2 separate regions of the Homo sapiens genome follow, and region 2 is linked to region 1. The links are chromatin contacts, found by Hi-C in ENCODE. All regions are on one chromosome and are shown on one strand. The core of a region is the stretch at or near the end of the contact, and the rest is flanking DNA. Distances in the headings are between cores, read along the strand shown.

Evidence for each region. Hi-C counts contacts between places; a loop is a spot of excess contacts on that map. Pooled maps may share reads with other maps.
Region 2: a map of mammary epithelial cell shows a loop between it and region 1 (12-fold over the local background). The contact joins two enhancer-like sites. A Hi-C loop is called at or near these places in 5 of 168 maps with a recorded cell type or tissue (Caco-2, PC-3, PC-9 and 2 more) and 8 of 50 pooled maps.

Annotation. Positions count from the first base shown.
Region 1 is chr13:90,499,242-90,503,552 of GRCh38, reverse strand. All of the region lies in intron 2 of LINC01049 (long intergenic non-protein coding RNA 1049), which reads right to left. Among named protein-coding and RNA genes, the nearest start is that of LINC01049, 8.1 kb to the right of the region's middle. Within about 2 kb of position 1,257, at least 2 of the 41 ENCODE cell types and tissues checked have a DNase peak (open chromatin) inside an H3K27ac peak, as active enhancers do.
Region 2 is chr13:90,865,424-90,869,533 of GRCh38, reverse strand. No RefSeq gene overlaps it. Among named protein-coding and RNA genes, the nearest start is that of LINC00410, 59 kb to the left of the region's middle. Within about 2 kb of position 2,678, at least 3 of the 41 ENCODE cell types and tissues checked have a DNase peak (open chromatin) inside an H3K27ac peak, as active enhancers do.

The DNA.
Region 1 (4,311 bases), core at 8-2,507:
GATACATATTTTTGTCACTATGGAGGAACAGTTAGCTTTTTGAGTAATTGTGTCAGGGATGCCCAGGACCATTGTCAGATTCAAAGATTCACCAGAGCGACTCACTGAAATCAGCAAAGCTGTCACATTCATGGTAGTAGTTTATTACAGGTAAAGGATACAGCTTAAAATTAGCAAGATAAAAGACACTTAACAGCAGATGGTCCAAGAGAGACCAGGAACAAGCTTCTAGTTGTCCTCTCTCACTGGAAGCACTGAAATAGTGCTTAATTCTCCAAGCAACGATGTGTGACAGCACATGTAAAGTGGTGCCAATCAGAGAAGTTCACGTGAACCACGGTTCCCAGGGTTTTTGATTTATATGACTTATAGTATTTTTACCTATATGACTTAAAGGTAAATCATATAGGCATGTGGCTCTCATTTGATTCACCTGAGCTACTCAGACCCAGAACCCCCAGAATTCAAACTGGTACAGTGTGACCCAAAGCTCCAGGAATAGAAAACAAGCATCTACCATTAATCACATTGTTAGCATAAACTGTCTGGCATTTCCAAGGTCTCAAATCTACAAAAGCACTCTTTGTATTCCAAAAGACTCTTAAGAGTTCAGAGGTTATCTCCCAGGAGCCGATCAAGGGCTGGTCCTGAAGACCTTTGGAATCTGCAGTTTGGGCAAGCTAGACCTGCTGAGTTAACCCTTTGCTGCACAATAATATTGAAGAGTACAGGCACACGGAATAGCTACTTTTTCTCCCTTTTTCTCAGTGGCACCTGTATGAAAGGGTAAGGCAGTGGCAATTGGTAAAAAGGGCAAGGAAGCTTTCTTTAAAACTACTATTTTTCTTAAGTTGAACATATACTTAGGAGGATGATAACTGCAACCAATCACACTCTATCCAGCTGCCCTTTAGCTACCTCTCTTGCCTTAACAACTTCTGAAGAAAAATTCAGTGGAAACTTCCAGAAGAACAGACACTCTAGAGTATGCTCCTTGCTTTCTCATTGGCCCACTTAGTCTTGAATCTCACATTACCCAGTGGTCTACATGGCATCATTTTCTCACTGAGTGCCTACTCTTGGCACCATAACTGTGTTTGCTGAATCTGCTTTCACTCCCTGGCACCCCTCCACTAACAATTTGGATGTAATGGTGTAGTGTGCTTTGCTCAATTTGATGGCAAGCTTACAAGTGAGGGTGTTGATTACTGCATCACAGTTCAACAACTCTGGGTGACAGTGCACAAAAGCATAGCCATGGCATCTGGCTGGGCACACAGGCACAGACAAGCCATTGGCGGGAAGACTTATGATTATTCATGGCTGATCCTGATAATCTAGAGCCCAGAGTGTGGGCAAAGCATTTCTTTCCTTTGCCCTCCTGTCACCTTTAAGTCTACACACAGCCTCATTTTAGTGGATTCCTTAAATCCTCTTATTCTTGGACCTCCCCTCCATTCTTTTACCCTTCTGGGTTCTGCAGAGATCCCAGGCTTTACCCTTATAACTATTTCAGTTGAGATTATTGAGCTAGGTTTGCTCCTTATATCTGAGACCAGGGATATCAAGTGATTGTTCATTGGCTAGATTAGAGACCTATTTCTGACTTTATTATATTTTTTAACCTAAGAAGCACTATAAAAGATCTTTACCTTCAAGAAATTACAAGGAAAGAAACATCTTCAGCTAATTTGATGATCTCTTAGTGAAGGAGAAAGATAATAATGCTCTGTTTTATATGTTTTTACTGTTATGTTTCTACTCTTTTATTTGTAAGCAGGTATCATGCCTGTGTGTACATATGCACATATGTGTATGGCTGTATATTGTACACATAAATTAGAAACTCTGGAGGTGTCTCCCAACAATTTGTGTTTTGACATGTCCTTCAGGTGCTTCTGAAGCACACTCAAATTTAAGAACCACTATCTTAGACAATGGAGCAATGGAAAACACATATGAGTTTAAAAATTAGGCATTGTAGATTAATATTATTGTGATGTTTTATGCTTGATAAATAGATACACAAGTAATACAGATAACTTGTGATTCTGACAGTGAATATCTAGAAATCAATGAATGATAGCTACAGATAATATTGTCCCTGTCTTTCAGTTTAAGCAGAGGAATGTTTCCTGCTCTCACTAAAATTTCTTCCTTGTGTCAAATAAAGCAGTTGATGCATGAATAGTTGGTTTTGACTGGGGAGGGTGACGTTTTCCTTTAGCAGATCTGACGACAGAGCAGCTCTGTCCCTACATTTTTTCTAGATGCAAATTATGTGTAAAAATGTCAATGAAAACATGTTTCTGCTTCAGATATAACAGATTCGACACTCTAGATAGATGGAAACTAGTCAAGGTCAATGTATCTACTGTTTTATCCCTGCAGCAAGTACTAAAAATAACTGGACTCAATATCAAGACAACATATATGAGCACAACAGAATATTTTTCAATAAATATCTTTCTAGTCTTGAAAAGTATCAGACAGTAAGCTAAAATTGCTCTTATATATACTATATCTGATCTGCACATATCCAGTCTATCAACTTGCCTATCTCATCGTTAGTTTATGAGATTGAATGAAAAATATGAGCCCTAAGGAAATCCAGGTCTTAATCCTCAAAACCTGCGAATATGTTATCTTACGCCAAAAAGAGGAGAGAAGGCTTGGCAAATGTGATTAAGGTTATGAACCTTGAGAGTGGGAGATTATTTTGGAGTATCTGTGTGAGCCCAGTCTAATCACATGGGTCCTTTAAAGTGGAATAACTTTCCTGGCTGTGGTCAGAGAGATATGTGACTGTGGAAGCAGCCCCAAGAGGTGTGATATGAGAACCACATGATGCCAGTTTCTGGTTCTGAGATGTGGGGGCTATGCTCAAGGGCTAGAGAAAGTCCTCTAGAAGCTAAGAGTGTCTCTAGACTGATAACTAAAGCCAACAAGAAAATACAGGCCTCAGTCTCTGCATTTGTGTTATTGGACAGTTTTCACCAGTGTTACAATATATAATTTTATAGTAAGCCACGACATTTATTATGTGGAATTTTCATTTCTTTCTGCTTCAAAATTGACACCTTTGTTCTTGGCTCTACATTTTAATATACAATCTAATATTAATTGTTTACTCATACCAAATGGGTTAAAAATAAAACAGGGGCATTTTTATTGAAAACGCATTGCCTCGGCCGGGAGCGGTGGCTCACACCTGTAATCCCAGCACTTTGGAAGGCTGAGGCAGATGGATCACGAGGTCAGGAAATCAAGACCCTCCTGGCCAACATGGTGAAACCCCATCTCTACTAAAAATACGAAAATTAGCTGGGTGTGGCGGTGCGCACCTATAGTCCCAGCTACTCGGGAGGCTGAGGCAGGAGAATCCCTTGAATCTGGGAGGCGGAGGTTGCAGTGAGCCAAGCTCGTGCCACCCTACTCCAGCCTGGAGACAGAGCAAGACTCCATCTCAAAAAAAAAGAAAAAAAGAGAATGCATTATTGCCTTTATAGGTTGATGTAGGTTTAATTGGCATGCACCTTTTCACAGTGTATCGTCCTAAAGAGAAACATGGTGAACCTATTCCTTGACTTAGGCCTTTCAAAGATCTTTCAATAAATTTTATATTTTTCTTCATGAATTTTTTTACACATTATTTTTGTTGGATCATGCATTTCTTGAACATTGTTTTTGTAAAATATGAAATTATTCATTTTGTTTTATAAAAGCAAGTAAAGCATAAATTTCCTTCTGAATACCATTAAGCTTCCATCTGAATTCAGTATCTGCACTCATTAATTAACCTTGCTTCACTCTATGGTTGAACATTATCAAAATATTTAAAAAACAATTTTAAAAATTATGTAAAAAATATGTGAAATTTGTATTGCAGAGAATTCTTGACTTGTGATTGTTTGGCTTGCAGGTTTCTGACTTTATAATTTTTCTGACTTTATGATAGTTTTATCAAGGTGTTAAATGCATTTTCAGCTTATATTTTTGACTTAGAATGGGTTTATCAGGTCATAACCCCATCATAAGTTGAGGAGAATCTGTATTTTATTATTTTAACTTAACTTCCTTTTTAAATGTGTATTTATAAATAAATTTTAAGTGTATTGAATCTTTTGATATTTAAAGCAATTTAATTTAAATTTTAAATTAAAAACTGTAAATAGCATAAATGGGAAAATATTCCAACACAACTTATCATTGACATGTAAGAAACATAAGACATCTGAATTTAATAAAAAGTGGCAAAGATATGGATGATTACCTATCATAAGAGCAATTAGTAATCCATATTATTCAATT
Region 2 (4,110 bases), core at 1,429-3,928, 360 kb before region 1:
AGATAGATGAAGAAATATAAAACCAGACTTTTAAAAGAAGTTTGTTTTTAAGATCTGCAGCTGAGATGTGAGATAGAGGAGCTTAGCCTAAAGGAAATGCATTTGTTTCTGTGTCACTGCTCATAAATCTAGTTATACATTTCTTTTCTTTCATTCTCAACTTTCCAGATGAGAAAAGTTTTACTAAGATAAGGGAATATATTTTTTATGTATCCTTTAGAGCAGCTTTCTGGATAGAAATATAAGCAGTTGCATTTTTAAATAACTGGTTTTGTTAAACAAACTATAGTCATCAATAAATTCACCTACCTTTGCTTAAACTCAGCATCGTGCAAAGAAACATATTTGGTTTCCAATGCCAACTATATTTTTGAGTTCTTGAATGAGCAGCCATTGATTCTAGAATCAATCCTTTGGGCTGCTTTATTGGAGTAATCACTTAAGGCTAGGACAGTTTGTTTTTTCCAAGTTCAGGATTCATCCAGGCAGGTTTTAGGAATTACTTCGTATTATATTGAGTATACTCATATAAATATATTGCAAATAAAATATAATTTGTAATTCATTTCTGATAAAGTTCATCTGAAGATAAATTACCCTTGAACAACATGGGTTTGATCAGCATGGGTCCACTTATATGCAGTTTTTTCAATAAATATATTGGAAATTTTTTGGAGATTTGTGACAATTTGAGAAAACACGCAGATGAACTGCATAACCTAAAAAGTCAGAAAATTAAGAGAAAGTTAGGTATGTCATTAATGCATAAAATATACGTAGATACTAGTTTATTTGTTAAATTGACTATGTATTTGTTAAATTGACCAGTAAATCTTCTGGTCAACAGTGGGCTATTAGTTCTAAGTTTTGGGGAACTCAGAAGATATATACAGATTTTTTACTGCATAAGAGTGGCACCCCAATCCCTGCATTGTTCAATGGTCAACTGTATTGCTATTTTACTATTAAAATTATCTCATAAATATTGATGAAATCATTGATTTAACTGATAATTCATTGTACATGGCATCAGAGTCAGTCCACAAGGGGGCTCCCTTGCTCTAATTTTCAGAATTTTCCCTTAAAATGGATTATGACACTTTGGAAGATTTTTTATCTTTGCAAAAGAATTTAATAAACCAATTTTAAATGCACCAGAAACTCTGAAATATATTAATGGGTCACATTAACCTGAAAGAAAGAAGTACAGCCTCCACACTCTCTGGGGCATGTCATTTTCCTTAGTGAAAAACTTTCTTCACTGAATGTTATCTTGGTAGTCAAGTATGACAAAGTTGTGCTTCTCTAAGTTGTGCAAAACCAACTATATCACTGATTGCCTAAACACTGCAAGACAAATAACATAATTACAATGGTTAAGATCTGTAAGACCTTCAGGATTTCCAAATGACAAATGCTATTTCAAATGGGCAGCCACATAGCACACAAAACTAGACTTTTGGTTTATAAAAACATTTTTATAACATCTTTTTTAAAAAAGAAAAATAATCCTATTTATTCCTTCAATAAAATAAGATTTGAAAGCATTTGAAAATATCTAGTCAACTAAGCATCTGTTAGTTACTTTTTCAGGAATGCCACTGTTTATTCTGTTTGGTTCAGAAAAATATTTGAGTGCTGGTTTCATCGCAAATACTGCTTTGAAAACCAGAGAAGTTTTTAAACTTCTCTGATATCCCAAGCAGCTCACAGTTTCCAAGTGGAGAGTGAAACAGAAACAATCATACAGCAAAATGATGGAGGTGCTGAATAATACAGGGGGTTTTGCATCTTGATAAGCCAGAAAAGAAGACTGAATTTACCTCAGGTTTAAATATATCTGAATATAATGCATTATTTGACCTTTTTTAAGGCAAATACTTGTTGCTTCTTTTGCCTTGTACCAGTTGATGTGCTTCATAATATTTGCACATCCTCTTATATCATCCTTCCTCATACCGTGCAGTGGGTGTGACCATTAGCTTCCATTTCAGGCCTTTGAGCACCATTATTTCCCCTGTCAACAATGGAGGACTGATTAATCCCGACGCCCAGTTCGGCCTCTAGGTGGTGCACAAGTCTTTTTTGTTGTAAAGCTGACATCACACCTCTGATTAGTCTCTCTTTTCTTAACAAAGAAATTTCTCAGAAAACACTGCTATAGGCTTTCAAGTCTCACAAGATTCCATGAGTAGCAACCAATTCACAGGAGGAATAAAACACATGATGGGAAGGTTTTTGTTTTTGTTTTAGGATGGAGTCTAGCCCTGTCACCCAGGTTGGAGTGCAGTGGCACCGTCTTGGCTCACTGCAACCTCCGCCTCCCAGTCCCTGTTCAAGCAATTCTCCTGTCTCCCGAGTAGCTGGGATTACAGGGGCCGGCCACCATGCCCAGCTAATTTTTGTATTTTTAGTAGAGGTGTGGTTTCGCCATGTTGGCCAGGGTGGTCTCAAACTGACCTCAGGTGATCCACCTGCCTCGGCCTCCCAAAGTCCTGGGATTACAGGCGTGAGCCACCGCGTCCAGCCTGATGGGAAGTTTTGTGTTACCAAGAGCAACACTAAAATCACTGAAATGTTTTTAAAAGGGGGGAAGGATAGAAACAGGGTAGAAGAATGGTTGCTAAGACTGGCGGAAAGGGAAGTGGGGAGCTGTTTGTCGAAGAGTACAAAGTTTCAGTTGTGCAAGATGAATCAGCTCTGGAGATCTAATGTACACAGAGTGGTGACTGTAGCTAACAATACAGTATTGTGTACTTGACATATGCTTAGATCTGAAGTGTTCTCACCACACACACACACACACACAGTAACCGTGCAAGTGACAGATATGTTAATTTGCTCGATTGTGGGATCATTTCACAATGTATATGTTTATCAAAAGGTCAAGTTGTAGATCTTAGATATACACAATTACTACTTGTCAATTATACCTCAGTAAAGCTGAACAAAAAGAGGGGTGTTGGGGGATATTGAACTTTTGGAATGATAGATATGAGCTGACCATGGAAGGTAAGCTCTAAAACGTCAAGGATCTTTGTCTTTTTCTTTCCCCATTTTTGTATCTCTAGCACCTAGTTTATAGTAAACATTCAAAAATTACTTGTTTAATAATTTGCATCCCTAACACATTTCCTTTTAAGACTCAGAGAGTGAATATTTTTGAGTTTGTTGGCCATACAGATTGTATAGCAGCTATCCAACTGCAGTCTTCATGAGAAACTAGCATAGCCAATATAAGAAAATGCATCGTTCTGTTCCAGTAAAACTTCTTTTACAAAAACAGCTGGCTAGCCTACTAGCAGTGGCTTGCCAAACCCTGGTCTGGACTCTTCTACTCCTGCTAATGCAGTTCCTTGGGTGTTCAACATTTTAGAAATTGATACTTCAAGCTTGTGAAAAAGAGATACTATGGCCGTGTGGAATCATGCCTTGAAAATTACATTAGAACCTTTTTGCTTATATGAGAGATCAATAGAAATGATGAATTCATGATTATTATCTATATTTCTCTCTTTTGGAGGTTGTGATTCTTTTGTGAGCACCACTAATTATATTGGAAGAGTCTCTCCAATCCCATATTTCATGTTGATCATAGCTTTGGGAATAAGTAGTAATCTCTCGTGGGGTAGAATAAGTAGAGGTCTTTCCCATCTGCTTGTTTTCAGTTTAAATGTTTATTTGCCCTATAACTGTAATATTTTCATTACCAGAATCACTTAGAAAAAAACATACAATAAAAAAATCTGCCTCAAAACTTTGCTCTATTTAATTCAGCAAGAAAGACTATGAGCCTCAGGATACGTAAGTTTTACTGTACTTCTTAAAGAACTAAACTTTAGTTCTTTAAAGTTCAGTGGCAAACCCTGCTTTTGTGATTCCACATTCTCTCAGCCACTGCATCCACACCTTCAACCCCTGCATGTCACTGCAGTAAGTGTTGGTGAAGGTGCAACGACCACAACAACAACCCTCCACAGAGAGAGATACCCTCGAAAAGAGAACAAGGATGCACTAAGATCCTCTGCTTCTAATTTATTAATGTTTTTTACATTGTATCAGTTAAGTTTTCTGTGTCAACTTGTCTGAGCCATGGGATGTCCAGGTATT